Regions from separate parts of the Mus musculus genome. Here all the other regions are linked to region 3. Evidence: chromatin loops called from intact Hi-C (ENCODE). Cell type or tissue: gastrocnemius. All regions are shown on one strand. Region 1 overlaps Ranbp10 (RAN binding protein 10). Region 2 overlaps Dus2 (dihydrouridine synthase 2). Region 3 overlaps Gfod2 (glucose-fructose oxidoreductase domain containing 2). Region 4 overlaps Ranbp10 (RAN binding protein 10). Region 5 overlaps Pskh1 (protein serine kinase H1). Region 6 overlaps Tsnaxip1 (translin-associated factor X (Tsnax) interacting protein 1).

The links. A loop is a pair of places that touch in the nucleus more often than their neighbours do. Peaks named below come from ENCODE experiments on the same cell type or tissue, not always from the same donor. Only the 100,000 strongest peaks of a DNase experiment are listed, where the experiment ranks them.
Region 1: it touches region 3 in a loop (5-fold over the local background); 24 of 42 quality-filtered maps call a loop at or near these places.
Region 2: a loop joins it to region 3, with 4 times the contacts of the local background. A loop is called at or near these places in 18 of 42 quality-filtered maps.
Region 4: it touches region 3 in a loop (2.1-fold over the local background); 22 of 42 quality-filtered maps call a loop at or near these places.
Region 5: a loop joins it to region 3, with 9 times the contacts of the local background. A loop is called at or near these places in 27 of 42 quality-filtered maps.
Region 6: a loop joins it to region 3, with 5 times the contacts of the local background. A loop is called at or near these places in 12 of 42 quality-filtered maps.

The regions. Positions count from the first base shown.
Region 1 is chr8:105,785,975-105,789,974 of GRCm38, reverse strand. It overlaps Ranbp10 (RAN binding protein 10), which reads left to right. Exons shown (of 14, transcript NM_145824.5): 4 at 3,181-3,348. Among named protein-coding and RNA genes, the nearest start is that of Gfod2, 29 kb to the right of the region's middle. In gastrocnemius, a CTCF peak has its summit at 1,522 (motif pointing right); DNase peaks (open chromatin) are centred at 301 and 1,525.
Region 2 is chr8:106,020,393-106,024,392 of GRCm38, reverse strand. The region is part of intron 2 of Dus2 (dihydrouridine synthase 2); the gene reads right to left. Among named protein-coding and RNA genes, the nearest start is that of Ddx28, 11 kb to the right of the region's middle. In gastrocnemius, no CTCF peak of the experiment used is centred here; a DNase peak (open chromatin) is centred at 1,711.
Region 3 is chr8:105,712,821-105,716,820 of GRCm38, reverse strand. It overlaps Gfod2 (glucose-fructose oxidoreductase domain containing 2), which reads left to right. Exons shown (of 3, transcript NM_027469.5): 3 at 1-2,777. The coding sequence ends at 69. Among named protein-coding and RNA genes, the nearest start is that of 4933405L10Rik, 6.5 kb to the right of the region's middle. In gastrocnemius, a CTCF peak has its summit at 2,464 (motif pointing left); a DNase peak (open chromatin) is centred at 2,454; H3K27ac peaks cover 1,226 bases.
Region 4 is chr8:105,768,732-105,772,731 of GRCm38, reverse strand. It overlaps Ranbp10 (RAN binding protein 10), which reads left to right. Exons shown (of 14, transcript NM_145824.5): 12 at 138-283; 13 at 526-637; 14 at 1,015-4,000. The coding sequence ends at 1,145. Among named protein-coding and RNA genes, the nearest start is that of Gfod2, 12 kb to the right of the region's middle. In gastrocnemius, a CTCF peak has its summit at 1,919; DNase peaks (open chromatin) are centred at 2,001, 3,341 and 3,804; H3K27ac peaks cover 1,349 bases.
Region 5 is chr8:105,929,083-105,933,082 of GRCm38, reverse strand. It overlaps Pskh1 (protein serine kinase H1), which reads right to left. Exons shown (of 3, transcript NM_173432.2): 3 at 1,281-3,432. The coding sequence ends at 3,115. Ctrl (chymotrypsin-like) reads left to right here. Exons shown (of 7, transcript NM_023182.2): 3 at 24-103; 4 at 178-259; 5 at 396-576; 6 at 650-783; 7 at 867-1,089. The coding sequence ends at 1,028. Among named protein-coding and RNA genes, the nearest start is that of Ctrl, 2.8 kb to the left of the region's middle. In gastrocnemius, no CTCF peak of the experiment used is centred here; a DNase peak (open chromatin) is centred at 2,243; H3K27ac peaks cover 247 bases.
Region 6 is chr8:105,828,881-105,832,880 of GRCm38, reverse strand. The region is part of intron 1 of Tsnaxip1 (translin-associated factor X (Tsnax) interacting protein 1); the gene reads right to left. It also overlaps a transcript of Ranbp10 not described here. Among named protein-coding and RNA genes, the nearest start is that of Tsnaxip1, 3.1 kb to the right of the region's middle. In gastrocnemius, a CTCF peak has its summit at 2,474 (motif pointing right); no DNase peak of the experiment used is centred here.

The sequences.
Region 1 (4,000 bases), 73 kb before region 3:
CCATGGGTGGGCTCCCAGCACCATCATGCTGGAGTCCTGGCATTCCCCACAGAGTCTCTCACTCTGCATAGTATGTGGGGATGCCAAGACAATGAGCCATTTCCCTAGCCCAGCCTGTACTTAGGTGTTGGGTCTTCCTATTTTGATGGTGAGTCAGGGGAAGTGGGTGGTACTGGGGTTCCTAAACTGGACACATAGAGCCTCCTGGGCTGAATGTAGCTTGCCTTGCCTTGCCTTGCCTTGCCTTGCCTTGCCTTTGTGTTTGTGGCATCTGGTAGGTACTTGATTGTGGCAGGCACCTTGCCATTTGGCTTTTCTGATAGAGTGCCAGTGTGATCAGTTCTCTGAGAGTAGCAATACCTGATTTCTTTGGAGAAGGAGGAATGGTGACAACATCCTGTAAGAGTGTTGTCCCCATTTATACAGCCCAGCCTTCTTTCTGAATCACAGCTACCTGGATGTGATTCCCTGTAGAGTCCGACCCAGACAATAGTGCCCACCTGTCCTCTCATGACCCCTACGTCCTTTGAAGCATCTGGCTCTAGTCCTGGTTTTGTTTTGTTTTGCAGGGCTGGGCATCAAACCCAGAGGGTTTCAAGTATGCGAGGCAAGCAGTCTGCCACCGACCTTCATTCATGTCTGTGGTCTTGCAGTGGGAATGGCAAATCTCATTAGCAGATACATAACAAACTTTACCAGGCTCACCCAGAGAAAGGGGAGTGTGCATGCTGTTAGCATAAGGGCACAAGTGGGGAAGAATGCACCGTTCTTAAGGAGAGGGTGCTGGGTAGGAGGGGCTTACTCAGGCATGGGTATTGGCCCCCTACATAGGGAGAGGGAAGTCAGCACCATAGATGGCTCTCAAACGTCTGGGGACACCACATCCTCTGCCTTGTTTATTGGTGAGGAATAGAGAACCGCAGGAGGGAAGCTGTTGTTAGAGCAGAGGCATATCTACCACCTGGCTGTAGTCTCTTTTCAAAGTGAGAAGCAACTTCATTGTCAGTCTCTGTATACTAGGCAGGCACTCTTATCACCGAGCTATGTCTTCCGTCCTAATAAACATTCCTTGTGTACCTGCATGAACCACATATTCAGTAGTATGGACAGAAGGATGCTTAAATATGGTTCCTTTAGTCAGAAAACTTTGATTGCATTAAGGAAGAGAACCTCTCTTTAACCAGCTTGTTCTGCTCATCTCTGGAAAGGCAAACAGGTTCCAGGTCTCAAGTACCTATATTTTCCTCAGGACTCTTGCCTCTGCGCTCTGCTTATTAGCTTTAGGCTCCTAAACTGACTTTCTCTAAGAGGTTAGAACAGTGGCTGAAAGGAACTTTGAGAGCTGCTATTCTTATAGTTACCTGTGGAAAGTTGTTTCTCAGGTGGGCTGATTGTATTCCCTTCACCCAAATGTCTGTCCCCCTGGTCCTCTTGGCAAGTAGAACTCTGCTCAAAAGTATATTAGTGTTTGCCTGGATATATGGTGCCTATGCACCACATGCATGCAGTACCCATGGAGCCCAGAAGAGGGCAATGAATCTCCTGGAACTGAAATTACACAAATGGTTGTGAGCTGCCATGTGGGTACTAGAAATTGAACCCAGGCTCTGGAAGAGCAGCCAGTGCTCTTAACCGCTGAACTATGTCTCTGCTCTCTTCCAGGTATATCTTGCTTACTTGTTTACTTACATGTTATGTCTTCTCTGTTCCATTCCCCCCTTTGCAAGCTCCTCGGAGTAGGCTTTATTAGTTTTGCAGTGGCCAAGGGGGCAGCACCTGTCCTTTCCAGAAAGGAAGGTCTCATGCTAGCTATGAACCGTCCTGTTGTTACAGCTGCTATTCCTAAGGAAAAACACATTCTGGGTTTTTTAAATATTTTATTTATTTGTATTTTATGTATATGAATGTTTGCCTACATGTTCATGTGTGTGCAGCCCAGATAGGCCAGAAGAGGAAATCAGTGTGCTGGAATTGAGTTACGGCAATTGTGAGCTGCTTGGTGGGTGCTGGGAACCAAACTTAGGTCCTCTGCAAAGAGCACTAAGTGCTCTCAACCACGGAGTCATCTCTTCAGTGTCCTGATTTTGTTGTTGTTGTTGTTGTTGTTGTTTGAGATAGTGTTTCACTGTGTAGCCTCACCCCACTTACTGTCTGCTGGTATTAAAGGCATAGACCACCACACTTGGCAGCATTCTGTTGTCCTTGTGGTAACACAATCCTCTCTGTGTGTGTGTGTGTGTGTGTGTGTGTGTGTGTGTGTGCGCGCGCGCACACACACATTTGTTAAAGTTATTTTTAATTGTACTGCTAAAATGGATAAGGAGCTGGGAATATAGTCAGTAGTATAATATGCTTAGTACAAGTGACACTACATTGACTCTCCATCACACAAAAAGAAAAAAAGTACAAAGGATGCCAGGCAGTGGTGGCCCACACCTTTGATCCCAGCACTGGGGAGGCAGAGGCAGGTGGATTTCTGAGTTCAAGGCCAGCCTGGTCTACAAAGTGAGTTCCAGGACAGCCAGGGCTACACAGAGAAACCCTGTCTCGAAAAACCAAAACCAAACCAAACCAAAACAAAACAAAACAAAACAAAACCCCAAACAAATAAAGAGGTTGAAGCCAGCCTAGGCAGTTTAGACTTTATCTTAAAATAAAATGTAACAAGAATTAATACAGCTGAGTGGTGGAGTGCCTGCCTAGCATTCCCAAGAGCCTTGGTTTGATCTCTAGTACCATCAAAAAGAAAACAATACAGTATTCCCCAGTTAAAACACATACACGTCACTGGCGAAGCTAGAATCCTATGACTTGGGAGATGCAGGAGGATCAGAAGTTCTGGCCAGCCTTAGTACCATACTGAGTTTGAGACTGTTGTGGCCTCTAGAGATCCTGTCTGAAAAGCAAAAACATTGTAACAGCTCGTCGGTATAGATCTTCTCACTTCTAGCCTACTTCTTCCAGTGAGTCCCATCCAGCCCCACCTCAGCTCCTCAGAGGTGATGATTTGGTGTGCTCACTATCAAAATATGTGTGTAACTCAGCAAGATAGGCAGCTGAGTGGGAAGACCACACTCCTGAGTGCTGGCTAAGGGGGCGAGAATGTGGGAAGTATAACTGAGACTTCAGAGCCTTCTATCAAGTTCTTATTGTCAGCTATTGCCGCTCTCTTCCCCACAGGTTGGGACAAGCATTCCTATGGTTACCATGGCGATGATGGGCATTCCTTCTGCTCCTCTGGGACAGGCCAGCCTTATGGTCCCACATTCACCACAGGGGATGTGATCGGCTGTTGTGTCAACCTCATCAATGGCACCTGCTTCTACACCAAGAATGGCCACAGCCTTGGTAGGTGCATAAGAGACCTTGAGAGGGCAGGCAGGCCTTCAAGAAGTCAAAGTCGTATCATGGAGCCTCTGCACAGCTCTCTCTGGGGAACTACAGGCATTTCTAGCTATTCGGACCCTTTCAGGTGAATGGAAGGCACAGGGAATGCCTGTTATTAACCTGTCCCTTCAGCAGCATTTATTGTATAAGCCCAGGGTGGTTACTGGGGGTGCAGGAATATTCTGGTCATGATCTTGTCTTGTCTGTTGCACTTGATGGAGAAGTTTGGGGGCTCTGACTGTAGTAATCAGTGATTAGGGTTTGAACACTTATAACCTGACCCAGACTATGGCCAGTTCTTCTGAGAGGTGGGATACTGAAGGTAACAGGGAGGGCTGTCAGACAGAAAGTAAACAGGAAGGAGTCAGATAGGGACAGATCTCTGGCCTGTTCATGGTTAACATGCAGCAATGTTGACAGAGTTACAAATAAAACTCCAGAGAGAAATGGAAGGATGCAGTGGAGAAAGGCAGGTATCCCGAGGGTAACTCTGAAGTGGTGGGCATGAGGAATGGGAACAGAGGTCCAGCAGGCTAGAGGGATGGGCACACTAGTGAGAAGAGAAGCTGGGCTGGTGCAGGTTAGACAGTGAAGGAGGACAGCCGGGAGGGCT
Region 2 (4,000 bases), 310 kb before region 3:
GTGTGTGTGTGTGTGTGTGTGGTGCACATGTGGATATCAAAAACTTGAGAGCCCATTCAATTCTTCTACCACGTGAGACTCAGAGATGGAACTCAGTCTGGCTTAGCAGAAAGTACCTCTACCCACTGAGTCATCACACCAGGCCAATTTTTCTTTAAAAAAGCTGGATAGGGGGCTGGAGAGATGGCTCAGTGGTTAAGAGCACTGACTGCTCTTCCAGAGATCCTGAGTTCAATTCCCAGCAACCACATGGTGGCTCACAACCACCTGTAATGGAATCTGATGCCCTCTTCTTCTGGTGTGTCTGAAGACTGTGACATTGTACTCACATAAAATAAATAAATAATTCTAAAAAAAAAAAAAAAAAAAAGCTGGAGAGGTATCCTGCCTACGTGTGTGAGGCCTTAGATTCAACACTCAGTATCAGGGGCAGGGGAAAGGCAGAAACCTCACTTCTGAGCATATATCCTAATTGAAAGTAAGATCTCAAAGAGATAGTTGCAGCATTTTCATAATCTTAAGAGACAGAAGCAGCAGGACACTGGTGGCGCACACCTTTAATCCCAGCACTTGGAAGGCAGAGGCAGGCAGATTTCTGAGTTCGAGGCCAGCCTGGTCTACAGAGTGAGTTCCAGGACAGCCAGGACTATACTAGAAACCATGGCTGGAAAAAAAAAAAAAAAAACAAGAGAGAGGGGGGAGGGGAGAGAGAGAGACAGAAGCAACCCAATGTGCACTGATGAATAGACGAATAGGCAATGGGCTACAGATACACAATGGAACATATATATCATATAATATATATATATATACACACACACACACACATATATACATATATATGTATGTGTATGTGTGTGTGTATGTGTATATATACACATACATATGCAGTATGGACCACTGAGAAACACTCTCAGACCAGCTCAACCACTTGGAAGAGGCTCAGATCCAGCAGCCAGGAAGAAGCACCCTGAAAGTAGAAACCTACAGAACTGCTTAGAAGAAACGAAGAGCAGCTGAGCTGACTGGAATGTGCTCCCTCCAGCATGATGAGCTTCCCTGCAGGCTGTGCAGTGCGCTCCAAGTCTCCAGCTTTTGTGAGTTTTCAGCCATGCTTGAGCGGGCCTTGCTTTTTTGGGTCATTTCTACTTTTATAAGTAACCCCTGACCCCTATTCCTATAAATAACCTCAATAAAGCTCTGGCTCCCCAAGCTGGACTTCTTGATCTGTTGTTGGTTCCATATCTAGACTGAGAGACATCTGCTCACATCTCCTCAGGAATAGTGTCACACAACTGATAGACGGACAGGGGAAACACCCATTATATATAAAATAAAAATGAAAAACTAATCTTATCAGATGTGGTGACATTTGCCGTTAATCCCAGCATCAGGAAACAGGCAGGCAGATCCCTGGGAATCTGGGCCAACTTGGCCAACACAGTAAGTTGCAAGCCTAACACAGCTACAATATTATAAGACCCTGCCTCAAAAAGCCAATACATACACAAAGAAAATAAGTCATGTGTCTCCTTACAGTTTGGACTATTGGAATACCTCTGTACAAGGTGGGTAAACTGACTTGATTCTGTAATCTCACAGATCAACCATGTGATTCACCTAGAAAGAACATCCAGGCAGTTTGGATTGATGCTGGCCTGTAGAGCAACTCTGACTCCACCAGGGGGCACTGTAACCACACTGTACCATGCCCAATATTCAGACTCTGGTCCCAAGCCAAGCAAGAGAGGCACCTGCTTTTCTCCCTGTGGTCCTCAGAGCTGGGGCTGGGTGTGAGACTTAGGACTGACACCTCTAGCAAAAACATCTTTGTTCCTTTACCAACTCTCTCAGCATAGAGCACATCAAACAGGGCTAAAGTATGTGGAATTTCCACTCCAAATTTGAGCAGAACCCTTATTATTATTTATAGGAACCCAGAAAGAATTAGTCACATTTACTGGTAAAACATGCTTTTCAAGTTGGAGCAATAGCTCATCCAGTAAAATGCTTGATGTGCAAGCTCGATGACCCAATTCAGTCGCCGACACCCATATTAAAACAAAACAAACAACAACAAAAAGCAAAACCCCAAAAAACAAAAAAACAAAAACTGGGTGTGGAGGCTGGGTAAATGGCCCAACTTGTAAAGTGTCTGACCGCTAAGTACAAGAATCTCAGTTCAGACGCTCAACCTGGAAGTCACTCCATAACACACACACACACACACACACACACACACACACACACACACACACTCACAGTTCTGCTCCTCTGAAGAAGCCTGACTAATACAATACCACAATACCAGCACTTGGGAGATGGAGTCAGAGGGTCGAAGACATTCTCAGCCATATAGTAAGTCTGGAGCTAGCTTAGCCTCAGCCACCCTATCTCAAGACAAGAAAGAGGAGGGAAGAAAGAATGGGAAGAGAGGAAGAAAGAGTGGGAAAGTGGGAAAGGGAGGCCATACTAAAATGACCACATAAACCCTGGGCCCCTAGTTTCTAAACGGCTTGGACCACCCCAAGGATCCCCACAGAATAAGCTGACACTGGAACCCGGCAGGCAGACTCCTCCCGCTGCACAGCTTCCATAAGCCTCATTAGTGCAGATGACTTAGGTCAAGCGCTGTACCGTGGAGGCCATCCCTCCCGCATCTCTCTCAGTGAAAACTGCCCGTGTTCTGGCTCTCTGGGTTCTCGGGAAGAACGAGGGTCTAAAGAAGATCAGCACATATACAAATGGTGGCATCACTGCAACACTGAGAAGCTGGGCCCAGAACAGGCTCAAGCCCAGGTGAGCTGATGACTCTAAGGAGCAGAAGCCCTGCCCACCGCCTGCTCTGGTACATGAAACCTGCAGGTGGGCACGGCAGGGACAAGGTGCCAGCACTCCATGGGTCAAGTCTCATTTCCACTAAAGGAACAAAACTAGGGAGATGGGACATGGAGCTGACGACCATCCATCGATGAAGACAGAACAGAAAGCACAAGTCCAAGGGAGAGGACACCACTCACTGTGAGCTTAGAAGTGACCCTGGAAGGACACAACTGGACAGGCTTGCAGTAGAACAGCAGGTAAGCTGGGGGCTGCCCTGGAATCCATCATCCTCTGAACCTGGTTGGCAAAAAGGGGCTGCCCTGGTGAAGACGTGCGACGTCTCTCTACTGTTCTGCTGGATCATGTAGGGTTGTCCATAAGCAAAGAAAGGGAAACCATTGTCTGCTGGCCATGGTAGTGCAGCCTTTAATCCCTACACTCGGGAAGGTGGAGACAGGTACATCTGGGGTCTGGGCCACCCTGGTCTACATATTTCCTAGGATTTGGTCTTTCTGTCCCCATGCCTCAGGCTCTGAGACATCCGAGGTTCTTTACTGTTCCTTTACCCATTTCCCTTCCAAACCCAAGGACTTTTCTAGAAGGTAAAGGTGGGTGGGTGCCCACCAAGAAAATCTACAGCTAACATGAGCACCCCAGGAACCTGAAGAGGCAGATTATTAATGTCAGGCGCCACAACACCTGAGCCCAGGAGACATGTTCCTCCCTACCCAGGCATATTCTAACATGGGGAAGGCTTATGGACCTGCTTACAACCAATTCCTGTCACAATTCTCTACAACAAGGATGTGAGCTTCTGTAGCCTCCATTCAGAAACATCTCTTCTGCCCTCGGCCTTAGATTTTTGGAACAGCCACATACCTGATGGCAGATACCTGTAATTGCAGACCTCGCAGCACTTGAGGGCTGGAGTCAGGAAGATCTAGATTTCAAGGCTAGCCTTAGACATGTATACAGTTTGGGGACAGTCTGAGTTACAATAACACATTGTCTTGATAAAACAGGGCTTCTCCTCTTTTCTCTCTGCACGCATGTCCCCTTCTCTCTTTCTCCCTCCCTCTCCCACCTCCTCTTTCCACATGGTGACTTCCCAAGCCTTGGTCCTTGGGCCCAGTGAACAAGGGAGAACAGCTTTCCAATAGACCTGCCTTTAATATAG
Region 3 (4,000 bases):
GAGATGCTGGCAGAGGAGCCAGATGCCAACCAGAATCTAAGTGAAACACTTCAGCGGAACAACCTGTGAACCTGCGCATGCGCGCTTCCTCCCAAGGGCCAGAGGCTCCAGGGAGGGCACTGGGACCTGGGATTGGCTGTAGCAGAGACACGGTGTCGTTTTTTAAATAAATCAGCTTGGGCCAGGGTTAGGAGCCAACTGAAGGTGGCCAAGGAAAACACCCATCCATCCATCATTGATTCCTCAGACTTGCCTGGGGACCCCTAGCTATGACGCACCTGCTGTCATAGCTTAGGCTAGCAGTGTGTGCAGGATAGAGCTGTAGCCTGACCCCTTGTGGTTCTGCCAGTGAGCAGGGCCAATGAAGATCAATATGGGCTCTTCAGGCTGAGTTGTGGTCTCACAGGATGAGAAAACCCAACAGGAACTAGCTTGGTTGAGTCCTTAGGGTAGATGGCAAGAAACCTTGCCTGTTGTGGACCAGGGCATCTCAGGACTGGAGAAGGCGGTGACAGGTCATCCCTTAGGGATCTTCCCCCACCCTCCCATTCGATCTGATCTTTTCAGCCCCCTTGCAAGCCCTTCCAAGAGAAAAGGAGGTTTCTGTGTTATACATAACTCTGGGGGGGGGGGGCAACTTGGCAGAGAGAAGACAAAGGGGAACTGTAGAACATCTGAGAAATGTCAGTAAATAAGTCAGAAAAGAACTGACATCATGGTGTGTGGTCGTTTGTTTGGGGTTGGATTTCTTTAATAATGGAAGGCTTGTTTATGGCTGTAGATCTGTTGTTGTTCTCCCTTCTTCACGAGCTCGAGCTCCAGAGCAGCTATGAGAATATGGCTCCCAAACGCTCTCCAAATATCTGCAGCAGAGAGGATATGAGGCTCCCTGTTAGGCTGCTGCCAAACCTGCCATTCCGAGAAGACAGGATGAGAGCCTGGGGACCCCTAGCCTGGATGTCATGAGAGGTTCTTTTTATTTTATCTGTCTGTCTGTCTCTCTGTCTGTCTGTCTGTCTGTTTGTTTGTTTGGGACAGGGTTTCTCTGTGTAGCCCTGGCTGTCCTGGAACTCACTCTGTAGACCAGGCTGGCCTCGAACTCAGAAATCCACCTGCCTCTGTCTCCCAAGTGCTGGGATTAAAGGCATGTGCCACCACACCTTGCTCTTTTTATTTTTTAAAGATTTATTATATATTTATGTGTCTGTATGTGTATCTATGTTTGTGTGAGCTCATGAGTGCAGGTGCCCACAGAGGCCAGAAGATGGCATCAGATTTCCCAGTGCAAGAAGTGGGTGCTGGGAACTGAACCTTTAACTGCTGAGCCATCTCCAGCCCCGCGGTTCTGTTATGGAAGCTGTGGTGTGGCTGGCTCCAGGAGAGCCCTCGGGAGGAGCTTAAGGAGGAAGGGGCCTGTGCCACCCTTTGGAACAGGTTTAACTGGCACTACTTGAGTCAGCCAGCAAGCCACCAGCTGTGCTTATTAACTGGGACAGGTCGGAGCTGGGTGGGGACTTGAAGGTGGAGGATTCGGCCCCTTTTGTTCCCCTTGTCATCTGCTGGATTATGATGTCTCAATGAAGCCTGTTCTTTCTTCAGATTTCCCCCTTGTCTGGGCTCCTTGCCAAAAAGGCCTAGGGAGGCCTTCCTCTTCCTCTTCCTCTTGGCCCAACTTATAGAAACCATCGGACCTATGTCCCCGTGCTGCCCTGATTTCAAACATCGTCTCTGTGAGGCAAAGTAAGGTTGGAATGTTGTTGCTGGGCTGGCTCTCCAGAGTAAACCATGTTTAAGGCCAGCCTGGTCTACGTAGCAAGAACATGTCTCAAAGGAAAACAAAATCTATGCCTATTGTCTCTGACCAGGGGAAGCAGAGGCAAAGTTACTAGGTCGGGACTTTAGCTCCTAACCTTAAGGTGCCCTTATTCCAACCCTGGGGAATCTTCTCTCAGAAACCTAGGCATTCATTGACTTTCTGCAGCAAGATTCAGCCTGGCTTGAACGACGAAGGCGCTGCACAGTGCCCACCCTCAGGAAGCTAACAAGACTGGCCATTTCTAGCCCACTCAGCTCAGCTCCAGCTGCCCTTGTATATTTAATTAATATGCCAAGATCCCGCCTAAGTTGAGGATGTCCAGGAAGACCAAAGCTGTACCTGTGAAAAGTGTTTTTTGCTGACTTGGAAATGTTGGGTAGGTTTTAGAGATGTTCGTGCTCAGAGATCGCCTCCCAGTGCTGGAAGAGGGGGTAAGTAGACATGGGGCGGGACTACTATTATGAAGACACAGGGACTTTGAGGGCACCTCTCAGAGTCTAGATCTAGACCCCTGACAACTTCCCACCTCCCTGGAACAAGAACTTGCAGTCACTAAGAATGAGGTGAGCTGAGCCTTTATGGCCCAGATGGTGAGAGTCCCTGAGCGAGTGAGCCAAACTAGTTCTAGACTTGTCCTGCAGCGCCCCCTACTGGAAGAAGGCAGCAGCTTTTAGGTAGAAGTTTCTTCTGAGTTAGCCCTTTGATAGATCCCAGCCAGATGAGAATTTCCAAAATGCCTGTTAAGTCTTCAACCTCCGGAAGGGGGTTGGGGTGGCTGAGAGATGGTTCAGTGGTTAAGAGCACCAGCTGTTCTTCCAGAGGTCCTGGGTTCAATTCCCAGCACCTACATGGCAGCTCACAACTGACTATAACTCCAGTTCTGGGGATCCTACACCATCACACAGACCTATGTGTTGGCAAAAAAACAATACACATGAAATGAAAATAAATAAAATTTTTTTTAAAAAAGGACTGGAAAGAAGGCTCAGCGGTTAAGAGCACTGACTGCTCTTCCAGAAGTCCTGAGTTCAATTCCCACCAACCACATGGTGGCTCACAACCATCTGTAATGAGATCTGATGCCCTCTTTTGGTGTGTCTGAATACAGCTATAGTGTACTTACATATAATAAATGATAATTTTAAAAAATTTCCACTTGAAAAAAGGTCTTTGACCTCCAAGTAAATCTAGGCTTTCTACTCACAAAGTCATGATACCCGCTTCCGACCTCTCACCAACAGCTCACTCCTTGTTCTTTGCTTCATAAGCAATCTCTCAACAATGTCAGACTATGAGAGAAGCAGACCCCCAAGACACCACCAATCTGCACTCGAGTGACAGAGAACTCAGCTGTCTTACCTCGGTCATCCCCGGATATCTTGTCTCAGGCACTCAATATTGGCTGGATGTACAGTGTCACCTTTGGCCATTCTCCTGATTGGTGGGGCTTTGTGATTGATAGTCTGCATGGTTACAGACTTCTAGCAAGAAACTGTTTTCTTCACGTTTTAAACACAGTGCATGTACAGAAGCAGATAGGCAGCAAGACGTGTGAGGGCAAGGCGATTATTGTGATGCTCTTTTGCAAGGCAACTAAGATGTGGCTCTCAGCATAAAGAGATAACATTTTATCCTCAGTCTAGGCTACAGTAGAGCTTGGCTCCTTCCTCCCACTTAAGTCTCTTAGGCTACAGTAGTTTATCATAGGACTCCCGCTTGTTCACACTCCTTCATGCTTGTGCAGCCTGAGTCCCTCCTAGCCGTGTTCTCTGCTTCCACTACACTAAGCAGCCCTCCTGTGGGCCTCTTCCATACCCAGACTGTTCTGTCCCTGGGTGACCTCAGGCCAGAAAGGCTCTCCAGGAACAAAGCTTCTCTAGGTATTGCTTCTCCCTAGGGTAAATGGCACTCCCAGTCTCATCCATGCCCCTCCATGAGCATCTAACCATAGCAATGCTTGTCCCATTGGCTGCATTGGAAAGATGCTAGGAAAGCAGACCACACCCATTATGCACCATGCTAAGTACAGGACTGGGCCTCAGGAATTGTTCTCTAAGCATAAATATGAACTGTCTTCGTGGTACTAGATCCCTGCCGCTCCAGCCCTGGAGAACCGAAAGAAGAAATGTTGGTACGCTTGAGTCATGCATGCTACAACAGACAAGAGTCCCTTGGTTCATAGAT
Region 4 (4,000 bases), 56 kb before region 3:
ATTCCAGGTAGATGTAGGCTTCTCCACCTGCTCTCCTAGCTTGCCTGCCTTTCAGAAGCTGTAGCTTAATGGGGTCCTTGTTGTCCTTCCCTCTTCATTTGCCCTCTAACGTGTTTTCTGCTGGCCTCTGTGTGCAGACGACGGGCATCCACGGAGGCAGCTCTGCGGGGGCAACCAGGCTGCCACAGAAAGGATCATCCTGTTTGGCCGAGAGCTGCAGGCATTGAGCGAGCAGCTGGGCCGGGAGTACGGCAAGAACTTGGCCCACACGGAGATGCTGCAGGTACAGGATAAGCAGGCTCGCACAGCGCTGTCCCCATTTGATGCCGGGCTCTGGGAACATCTAAGGGTAGTAGGAGTAGGCCAGAATGGGCTCTAGTCATGTCTGCAGTGGAATGTGGGGTGTCTCGCTGTATAGCCCAGGGATACTGAGCTCTACTGGGTCCCATGCCGTGTTCTGTCCTCTGAGGCTATAGAACTGTGTATAGTGTGCTATATTCCCCTCACGGGTGCTCTGTCCTTTAGGATGCCTTTAGCCTACTAGCATACTCAGACCCCTGGAGCTGCCCAGTAGGTCATCAGCTTGATCCCATCCAGAGAGAGCCCGTGTGTGCTGCTCTCAACAGCGCCATTTTAGGTGAGTGCATCTAATAAAGGTAAAAGCTAACCATGGGTGTGAATGTCGCCGTAGACCCTTCAGAGGCTCCTGGGCTTTTAGGACTAATCCCAACCCCAGCCTCCCTTTGCCCAGCTGAGGTCATTGGCTGCTAGTTCAATGCCACATGCCACGTACCAGGTCAGCTTCCTTGCTCTAGAGGAGGCCAAGGTCCTCAGGTTTTCCCATCATGAAAGCAGGCCCACAGCCTGGTGGCCTGGTGGCTAGGACACTCAAACATTGACACTCTTCCCAGAGTCCTGCCCATAGTTTTAACTCCACCCTCCATCGTTAGGAATTTTGACCTGTGCCCAAGTCCTTGGCTAGGTACTGACCATACCTTGTTATCTCTTCCACAGAGTCTCAGAACCTGCCAAAGCAGCCTCCTTTGATGCTCGCCCTGGGCCAGGCATCTGAATGTCTACGGCTCATGGCCCGAGCAGGCCTGGGATCTTGCTCCTTTGCCAGAGTCGATGACTACTTGCACTAGCAGACCTTCCTGGCTGGCTCTGGCTGGCCCTCCTTCAGCCCTAGGGCTGGAGCAGCCCTGTCCTCCGTAGGCATCTGGTACAGAGACCTGGAAGCCATGGGCAGAGTTCACTCTTCCTACCTGGCCGGTCCATCCTCCTTTTCTCCTTCCCTTCCTCCCTCCCTCCCTTGTCCTCTCCTCCCTGTCCCCTTCCACGTGCAGCGACCTGTGACTCAGTATTGGCTGGTTACTCATGTGGTAGCTTCTCCTTTAAAGGAGATTTTGTTTTGAGGAGAGGTTGGTTTTTTTTTGTTTTTGATCTTGTGTTTTTTTTTTTTAACTTTTTTTTCCTCCTGACTGAGCCACCAGTGTTTATCTCGGGAGAGTTTGTGCTGAGCTGGTGTCTGCTAACTTAGTAATGAAGCCTATCCAGGTTGATGATAGCTTATTATTTTCATAAGTAAAAAAACAAACAAATGAGATTATATATATATATATATATAAATATATATTAAAAAAAAAGTCACAGTATTTATCGTAGCACTAGTGGTCCAGCACCTCTTGGGTGAGGCTGTCCAGACACCATGTGTTTTTATTTGAGTCCAACTCATTAAAAAAGAATCATCTCTTGTCACTTCAATCAAGTGATTTGTTTATTTTAGGCTCCCCTTTTGTTGAGCCTCAGGTTCAGCTGCTGCCCAGGAAATATGGGTTTTGGGGAAGGCTGTTTGGTGGGCAAGGTCAGACTAAGCTGTTTTGCAGCATCCCAAGAGGTGTGGGTCTCTAGGCCCCCTATAGGTAAACAAAAGAACTGCAGGTTCAGGGATTCAGGGAAGTGAGGTGGGCCAGGGGCACACAGCAAAGCAAGGGAACACAGGGTCCGTAGCCAGCATGCTGTCTACCACTCTACCCTGCCTCTCACTGCCTGCCTTGCCCCTCTCTCCCATCTCAATGCCTGCCTTCCCTTGTTAAGATGGCCAAATAATTCATTACTCTCAGTTGATTGCCTGGAAACTACCTGCCTTCATCCCAAGAGCTGCTGTGTGCCAGGCTGCCAAGAGGAAGCCATTCCCAAGACAGAGGCCCTTAAGGACAGGGCTCTTTTCTTCCTGCCAGAGTCTTCACCATCACTGCCCAACCCTGATGGGATTGATGCTTTCTGTGGAGAAGTTGGTACCTCATGGAGACTGATTCTTGGATCACTGGTCCCAGAGTGGATGGAACCCTTGACTTCCTGATCCGGATTTCCCTACAGCTTAAGGAAGGCTGCTCCCTACAGCGTGGCCCCAGCGACTCTTAGGAAGGGGGGACTCCATGGGCCTTACATATGTCCCACCAGCTGTTTCACAGGATCCTCACAGCTGGCGGGACAACAGCAACAACAAAACCCACTATCCCAGGGCTGAGATGCTGCCAGGACATGAGTAGGCCATCTGTGGAGGGGACTGTCTACCAAGGAAGAGGAGGGTCTATACAGAGGACACCTAGGAGGGCCAGGATTTTACCTGCTTCACAGGGTGAGTGAAAAGCCTAGGCAACCTCTGCAAAGATTAGGGTCAACTGTGGCAAAGCCACAAGTGAGTTTCCAGTCTCCAAGTGCATCTGGGCAGGGGAAGCTTTTGTTCTGCTGGTGGACACAGAAATCAATGGCAGAGCTCGAGATGTTCTGTGCCCACCAGTCCTCACAAGGCCCACAGCTGGACAAAATTGAATTAGACCATCTGTCAGTGAGGAAGTAGGGCCTTGACTGAGATCCTCCAAAATTTTGCTTTAGGGTCTAATCCTACAGGCTACTATGTTTTCCTGGTTCCTGTCAGGGCCTTAGTTTACAGCTCCTCAGGAGGTCTTGTCCTATGTAAAGGAAATTTCATCCTGTCCAAGGCTGGGACACCCAAGCTCCAAGCTCAGGTTGGAAATATCAGGCTGTTAACAATGGATGGGCCTTACATTTGGAAATGAAAACCAGAGGCATTTGCAGAGCAGTGGAACTTAGAGAACCTCTCCACCAGTCCTCTCCTTTTACAGTGAAAGAAACAGGTCCAGGAAATTAAGTGATTTGACCAAAGCCACACAGCAAATAGTGGCAGAACCAGGACTAACTACTCCTGTGGGTTAGACAAGTCCTGTCGTGACCTAAAGCAAAATGGCAAATGAGCTTTGTAAGGGGTTAGGTTGGCGTGAGTTCAGCAGTGCCTGAGCAGCTGGCACCTTTCGTGGTGTGACGGGTAGGGATGGGTGCTGAGACGTGGATTGCGGAGTGGCTGAGAGGGCCTTGGACGGCTTGGGACTGCTGTGTGCTGCACGGGATTGTATGTCCACCTGGCTCACACTCAGTACCCATGGCCACCTCCCCATTTAATTCTGTGCCTTATCTCACTGTTTCAGCTGAGTCCAAGTTGTTTACTCTGTTCCTCTCCAGAGAGGCTTTCTGTCCTAGTTGGACAGCTCACTTTGGGGACATAAGCCTTTGTTCCACAAGCTGTGGGGAGGGCCAAAATCAAGCTGCTGGAGCCAGTAATTAGTCCAGTCCTGCTGCCAGAGGAGACCTGTATGCACCCCCAATTCCACTAGCCCATTTCCAGGAATCTGGAGTGAGGAGCAGTTCCTGGAAGCAACTTAGCAAAGAGCTGGACCTGACCCTGGTGTGCAAAAGGAGGACCTGGCCGGGTTGGGTTTGTCCAGTCCTGAGGTAGCAGCATTTCCTAGCTCACTTTCCCTAGGAGGCACAGATGGCAGCTCCTTGCAGAGCAAGGGCCAAGTTGGCGGATGACTCAGAGTCCCTCTCCCCCAATCCCTTCCTCTGAGGGTCTGTGGCTAGGTGCAGACTGGGTGCAGAACATCACAAACTAAAGAAGTAAGGACTGCCTGGCTACCCA
Region 5 (4,000 bases), 220 kb before region 3:
ATGTATCTAACTTTTGACCCTAGGATAACACCGGCTTCCACTTCTGCGGTGGTTCTCTCATCAGTCCGAACTGGGTGGTCACGGCTGCCCACTGCCAAGTCACGTGAGTGTATCCCCCTCCCTTGGATGCCCGCTCTGAAACCACTTAGCAGCTGCCCATTCCCATTATCCTTGCAGGCCTGGACGCCACTTTGTCGTTTTGGGAGAATATGACCGATCTTCCAATGCTGAACCTGTGCAGGTCCTCTCGATCGCAAGGGTAAGTACTAGCTGTGCATGTAGAAAGGGAAAATGGACTGCAGGGCATCCAGGCATGCCCTGACCTACCCGCCTCAGCACAGGCCTGGGCACCTGTGCCCACTCCAGCTTTACATGACTACTGACTGGCTCCACAGGCCATCACACACCCTAACTGGAACGCCAACACCATGAACAATGACCTGACTCTCCTGAAGCTTGCCTCGCCAGCCCGGTACACAGCACAAGTCTCACCAGTCTGCCTGGCTTCCACAAACGAGGCACTGCCTTCGGGGCTCACCTGTGTCACCACTGGCTGGGGCCGAATCAGTGGTGTGGGTAAGAACCTGGGTAATGAGGGGAGACCAGAAGAGCACCATGGGCCAGCCTAACCACCTCTCCTGGCCCACAGGCAATGTGACACCAGCTCGCCTGCAGCAAGTTGTTCTACCCCTGGTCACTGTGAATCAGTGTCGGCAGTACTGGGGTGCACGCATTACCGATGCCATGATATGTGCAGGTGGCTCAGGCGCCTCCTCATGTCAGGTAAGCACCCTGTCCTCCGCACTGTCCAGTGGGACACGTCCCCAAACTGCCATGCTGACTTCTCCCCTTTTCTTCCCTTTCAGGGTGACTCAGGAGGCCCTCTTGTCTGCCAGAAGGGAAACACCTGGGTGCTTATTGGGATTGTCTCCTGGGGCACTAAGAACTGCAACATACAAGCACCGGCCATGTACACTCGGGTCAGCAAGTTCAGTACCTGGATCAACCAAGTCATGGCCTACAACTAAACTGTCCACAGATCCGTTCCCCATCTCAATCTAATAAACATACTCGTCTCAGTTTCTCTTGGGTACCCTCGTCTTTCATCATGGCTTAGTGGGAAGGTGAGGCTCCTGAGGGCTCTACCCTTGACTTGGACTTTGTCTTCTGGTACAGCACCAGCTGAGGAGTCAGGATCTTCCTGCAATAATCAGCCCAGAGAGTGGCCCTTACTCTTCCTTTTTGAACAATCCACTAGTCCCATGGCACAGTCAGCGTGGTCAGAAAAAATGGCAGCCTTCCCTGAGGGAGGGCAGCCTGTTTATTGGATACAGAAGATACATTTACAGAGTACACAAATAAATAACTGCAGTCTCCATCCATGGTCCATGGCATGAAGGCCTGGTGGACCTATCAAAGGCCCGGACACTAAACTCCCTCTGTCTTATCCTCACAACCAGACCTACTTTGGGCAAGAGAAAAAATAAATCCCCATTGGTTCACACCCCCAGGGATTCCTGGGGAACTGGTAGGTGGGGGAACTCTGAGGCTTTGGCTCTCCACTGCCTCCTACCCAGGGGGAGGGGTGTGTGAAGAGAGCATATAGAAGGCACAGTTGACTTGGCACAGAGTGGTCTCTTTGGTTTAGTTTCCCAGTGGAGGTGGCATATGTAGAAAAGAGCGCCTCGCCCAAGGCTGCCTCCTGAGAGGAGCTGAGTGGAGCTAGACTCTTCCTGCTGACAGGCTCTTAATCTAGCCAAGGCCCAAGCTAGGCTCTGCCTGGCCCCTTCCTACCCACTGAGAGCAGCTACAGATGGAGGGAGGTTGCATTCCAGCCTAACAGTGGTAGAGAGCCCACGACAGCTATAGGGACTGTTGTGGCTCAGTCCCTTGGGAAAGCTGCCCCTGTAACCCTACCCTACCTCCCAGCCTGAGACTCGGTGGGGCCAGCCTGGAAAGTTAATGCTATGAAAAGAAACGGGCACAGGGCAAATAGGGCAAGGCCAGCTCTTACAGCAAGGTCAGCACCCAAGGCACCCAGGGTTCAGAGGCAGGTAACACAGTACGGCTAAGTTCCAGGGTGAGGTTTGGAGAAACTGAGCAGAAGAGGAGTTGAGCAGCCCAGGACTCTCCCCCAATTCAGCAACGCCTTTCTTTCCTAGTCCGTTTAGAGGGCTGTGGGTTTGCAAGGTTGTGCATCCGTCACCACCCCCTCCCCTGGCCACCTATACCCAGACCAGACACGAGGTGGCGCAATGGAGCTATAAAGGAGGGCCAGGCAGCTCCAGAAGGAAGCAGCAAAGGGCAGTACAGCAAAGGACAGAACAAAGGTTGATGAGGAGGTTCTGAGGAGGACCTTCCTCAGGCACATCCACCCCCAGGTAGCAGCACGGAGCTCCCTTAACCCCTCACTGTTGGGAAGGAGGCAGCTGGGGAATGAAATGGCGTCCTCCTGGTGGAGAGACAGGCGACAGTGGGCTCTGCAAAGGCACGGAGGGTGACAGACAGGATTCCTCTCATAGAGAGGCTGGAGCCTGAGGTCAAGGGCCATGCCACAGTCTCTACAGCCAGAGGTCCTGGCAAGTCTGGGGACTAGAAGGTGTCCCCGGTGGCACCATGAAGACAGACAGATCTTGGCTGGGGGAGAGAGGGTTGCTGGAGACTAACTGGAGCTAAAGGACTAAAGGACTAATGAGGCGAGTTAGCTACGGCACAAGCCAGACCTCCCACTGGAGCATAATCTTAAGGATTGGCATGGCAGAGGATGTGGGAGCTAGACAAAGCTCTGTGGAGGGAAGGGGGTTATAAAAGGAATGGGTAAAGAGTCCTGAGCCATAGGACCCTTCTACCCAACACAGTAGCCCCGCTTGGTCCAAGAAAGTGGCAAAAATTAAAGAGATCAGTGGAGACTCAGTCCTGCCACCATTCCATCCTAACAGGCCAGGCCTGTGATAGGAGGTAGGGGCTACTAAAGGTACAGAGAGGAGCTGGGTCCAGACATACCCTACATACTGCTGGGCATGAGGTCTAGCTATAGAGAAGGTATTAGGCCCAGGTGACATGGCAGAAAGTGTCCAGATGAGACACTAGTGTGTCCATGTCATAGCTGGTGGCTCAGCCGTTATACTGCTGTTGATAGCGCAGGTTAAGCTCCCGCAGTTCGCGCTCCCGAACACGGCGTGACTTGTTGGAACGAGTGGAGCGGCTGGAACGCGTGGACTGGGAAGACTTGGTGCTCTGGCAACGAGAGGAAGCCCGCTTGAGGAGATTCTGGGAGATGGATCGGTGCAGATTCTTCATGGATGAAGAGGCTGCCATGCTTACTACCCATGGGTGTCTTAGGGCCTGCAGTGCAGTCATCCGGGCTCCAGGGTCCACGGTCAGCAGGCGGTCAATGAAGTCCTTGGCCAGATTAGATACACTAGGCCAGGGCTAGAAAGCAAGGCCAAGCATTAGTGTGAGCAGACGCAGCACCGCCCTCCCATGGGGATGGTGCCACACCACAGAATCAGGATCCACCCAGCACCTGTGCACTGTCTAGACAGGCAGCACCTCTCCTCTCGTGCCTGCAGCATTCTGAACCTCCTTCCCTGAGTGCTGACTCAGGTCCCTGAGCAAGCGATGCTTGATGCCTGGTGGAGTCTGGCAGAGGAAAAGGACCTGTCATCTACCCTAGGCAGGGAACTTAAGTGTTCTACACCCAAAGGCTGGCTATAAAAGACGGCCCCTTACCAGACCCCTAATCTATCCTAGGGAGCTTTTTGTTTGTTTTTGTTGTTTTGTTTTTGAAACATGGTCTCTTTGTATAGAGCCCTGCCTAGCCTAGAACTCAACATGGAGACCAGGCTAGCCTGTAACTTACAGAGATCCATATACCTGCCCCTTTTCCCTTTTTCAGGTATACGCGTGTGTACCCGAGTACATGAATATGTACCACATAGATACAGGTGCCATCCAATGGAGGAGAGATGGAACAGGAGTTACAGGCAGCTGTGAGCTC
Region 6 (4,000 bases), 120 kb before region 3:
GCGGGTGCTAATTTTTGTTTGTTTTTGGTTTTGTTTGTTTTTGGTTTTGTTTGTTTTTTCAAGACAACCCCAGGTACCAGGCCCCCAGACTCTTTCAAGCCATTAAACAATGCCCTCTTTTCTCTGTATAGCTCTGGCTGTCCTGGAACTCACCCTGTAGACCAGGCTGGCCTTGAACTCAGAAATCCACCTGCCTCTGCCTCCCAAGTACCACTGCCTGGGCTTGTACAGGTATTAATTATGATAGCAGAAAAATAGATCCTGAAGAGATCTCAGACTTGAAAGTCAAGCTTCTTGGGAAAGGGCTTACTCAAGGTAGAAAGGCATTCAAGGAACAACAGAGAGGGCTACATACATATGGCCAGTGTGACCCAAATGGAAGAAACAAAAGAGGTAATTCAGTGACCTGTGGGGCAAGGGTATGCTGTTATTGATAGACTTGTGTACATGTGTGGTCATTGGTATTGCTTGCTAGTGACTTTAAGTATGTTGCTGTACCTCAGTTTCTTTGCTTATAAAAAAAAGTGAAAAAAAAGTGAAGCCGGGCGGTGGTGGCACACGCCTTTAATCCCAGCACTTGGGAGGCAGAGGCAGGCGGATTTCTGGATTCAAGGCCAGCATGGTCTACAAAGTGAGTGTCAGGACAGCCAGGGCTACACAGAGAAACCCTGTCTCGAAAAACCAAAATAAAAAGAGACTAAGGCTGGCAAGATGGCTCAGCAGGTAAGAGCACTGACTGCTCTTCCAAAGGTCCTGAGTTCAACAACAACATGGTGTCTCACAGCCACCTGTTATGAGATCTGATGCCCTATTCTGGTGTGTCTGAAGACAGCTACAGTGTACTTATTTAAAATAATAAAACTTTTTTTTTTTTTTTTTGGTTTTTCGAGACAGGGGTTTCTCTGTGTAGCCTTGGCTGTCCTGGAACTCACTTTGTAGACCAGGCTGGCCTCGAACTGAGAAATTCACCTGCCTCTGCCTCCCGAGTGCTGGGATTAAAGGCGTGAGCCACCATGCCCAGCTTAAATAAATCTTTCAAAGAAAAAAAAGTGAGACTAGAGCCAGGTGCTAGTGGCACACGCCTTTAATCCCAGCACTCTGGATGCAGAGGCAGGTAGATCTCTGAGTTCTAGGCCAGCTTGGTCTACAGAGAGAATTCCAGGACAACCAGAGCTACAAGGAGAAACCTTGTTTCCAAAAACCTAAAGAAAATAAAAAACAAATAAAAAGTAAGACTAGTATTACTCAAACATGTGAACCCAGTTGGGACACTCTGTTCTGCAGAATTCCTCAGGCCCCTCAAATGGGGCAGTGAGACCCCAAACCCTAGTCTTCTAGTGCCACTTAACATCGCACAAACGTGGACAAGCAACTTATAGAGAAGGACAGGTGTCACCTGACGTGTATGTGTTTGTGACTGTCATGGACTAGTAGTCCTGTAATCCTGGCTGCGTAGGAGGCTGAGGTAGGAGGATTGCAAGTTTCAGGCCACCCTGGGTACCTTGCTAACATCTTCTGTTGATAGAAGGCAGAAAGGGAGTTGGGCTAGGTGCAAACCTTAAATCCCAGCACTTGGGAGTCAGAGACAGGTATATTTTTCTTTGTGGCCAGCATGCTGCACATAGTGAGTTCCAAGCCAAATGGGTACACAGTGAACTCCTCTCTCAAATCAAACAAACTAGAGGAGCTGGGCATATACCTCAATGGCAGAGGACTTGCCTAATAGGCATGCGATTCAGGTTGGGTCTCCAATACTGATTGTTGTTGTTGTTGTTGTTGTTTTTAAAAGTCACATATTGGAGAGCAACAAGATGTAGTACTTAACCTGCTCATTGGGTTCTTAATACTCTTTTCTCAAGATCAGTCACTATTACTGTTTCAAAAAAAAATCATTCATTTATTTAACTTGATTTTGACATGGTTCTCACTAAGTATCCTAGTCTACCTTGAAAATCAGAGACCGGGTTAACCTGGTATCCATCTCCCTCCCTTTGCTTTCTGAGCACTGGAATTACCAGCAGAAACAGCTATGCCTCAATGCCTGGAAGTCAGTCTTCCGCTATCAGCCTTCAGATGAAGAAGTAGAACTCTCAGCTCGGCCTGTACCATACCTTCCATGATGCTGCCATGCTCCCACCTTGATAATGGATTGAACCTTTGAACCTGTAGGCCAGCCCCAAATATATGTTGTACTTTATAAGAGTTGCCTTAGAAAAGGCTCCTGCCAATGTGAAGATAGATGGATTGCTGTGACACACCTACCTACACACTATTTGCAGATAATCAGTGTCCTATGCTGTTTTTACAAATAAACTTGAAGCAAGAAAAAAAACTTGCCTTGGTCATGGTGTCTGTTCACAGCAGTAAAACCCTAAAACAGGTACTTATTGGTTTATTTTTAATTTCTAACTACTTTTCTTTTAACGATTTATTTATTTTATGTATGTGAGCACACAGTCACTGTCTTTTGACACACCAGAAGAGGGCATCAGATGCCCATTACCATGTGGTTGCTAGGAATTGAACTTAAGACCTTTGGAAGAACAGTCAGCGTTCTTAACCGCTGAGCCATCTCCCTAGCCCCTAACTACTTTTCTCATTTAAAATTTTATTTTTATTATTTTATTTGTATGAGTATTTCCCCAGGAGGGCAGAAGAGAACATTGCATCTCTTGGAACCGAAGTTGAGAGAGTTGTGGGTGTTGGGAATCTCACTCAGATTTTCTAGAAGAGCAGCCAGGCAGTGCTCTTAATCACTGAGCCATCTCTCTAGACTCTAATATTTTATTTATTTATTTATTTATTTATTTATTGTTTTTCGAGACAGGGTTTCTCTTTGTATCCCTGACTGGAACTCACTCTGTCTGTAGACCAGGCTGGCCTTGAACTCAGAAATCCACCTGCCTCTGCCTCCCTAGTGCTGGGATCAAAGGCATGCGCCACCACTGCCTGGCTTAATTTTTTGTTATCTGTGTGTGTACATGAGTGCAGGTGTCCACAGACACAAGAGATGTCAGATCTCCCTGTAGCTGGAATTACAGGTGGTTGTGAACCACCTGATGTGGACACTGGGAGTCAAACTCAGGTCTTCTGAAAGAGCTTACCTGCTGAGTCATCTCTGCAGCCTCCTCAAGCCCCAAGTTTTCTTTTTCCTCTCTTTCTTCCTTCTTTTCTTTCTGTGAGTATTAATGTGTGAGCCATAGGGTCCAGGGGAGATTAAAGGACAACTTGTTGGTATGACTTTTGTCCTTCTACCATGTGGGATCTGGGGATCAGATTAAGGGAACCAGGCAATCCTTAACCTGCTGACTTATCTCTCAGGCGTGTGTGTGTGTGTGTGTGTGTGTGTGTATGTGTGTGTGTTCAAGACATGTTTCTCTATGAGACCAAGCCGGCCTTGAATTCAGAGATTCTCGTGCCCCTGCCTTCCAAGTGCCATGTGCCACTACTGCCCATCTAGGCTCCCATTTTTATTTATTTATTTATTTATTTAAACATTTATTTTATGAGTACACTGTAGCTGTCTTCAGACACACCAGAAGAGGGCATCAGATCTCATGACAGATGGTTGTGAACCACCATGGGGTTGCTGGGAATTGAACTCAGGACCTCTGGAAGAGCAGTCAGTGCTCTTAACCACTGAGCCATCTCTCCAGCCCCCTTGACTCCTTTTTTTTTTTTTTTTTTTTTTTTGGTTTTTCAAGAGAGGGTTTCTCTGTATAGTCCTGGCTGTCTTGGAACTCACTCTGTAACTCTGTAGACCAGGCTGGCCTCGAACTCAGAAATCTGCCTGCCTCTGCCTCCCAAGTGCTGGGTTCAAAGGCGTGCGCCATCACCACACAACCTAGACTCCTATTTTTTAAAAAGTGATTTAACACCAAACCTCAAGGAGGAATGCAAAATATTTACATTTATATCTCAATGGTGGTGAAAACTCGGTGTTATAAATGGCTGCAGGCAATGTGTGCTCAGGAGAATTTCCTAGTATTGAATGACCTTC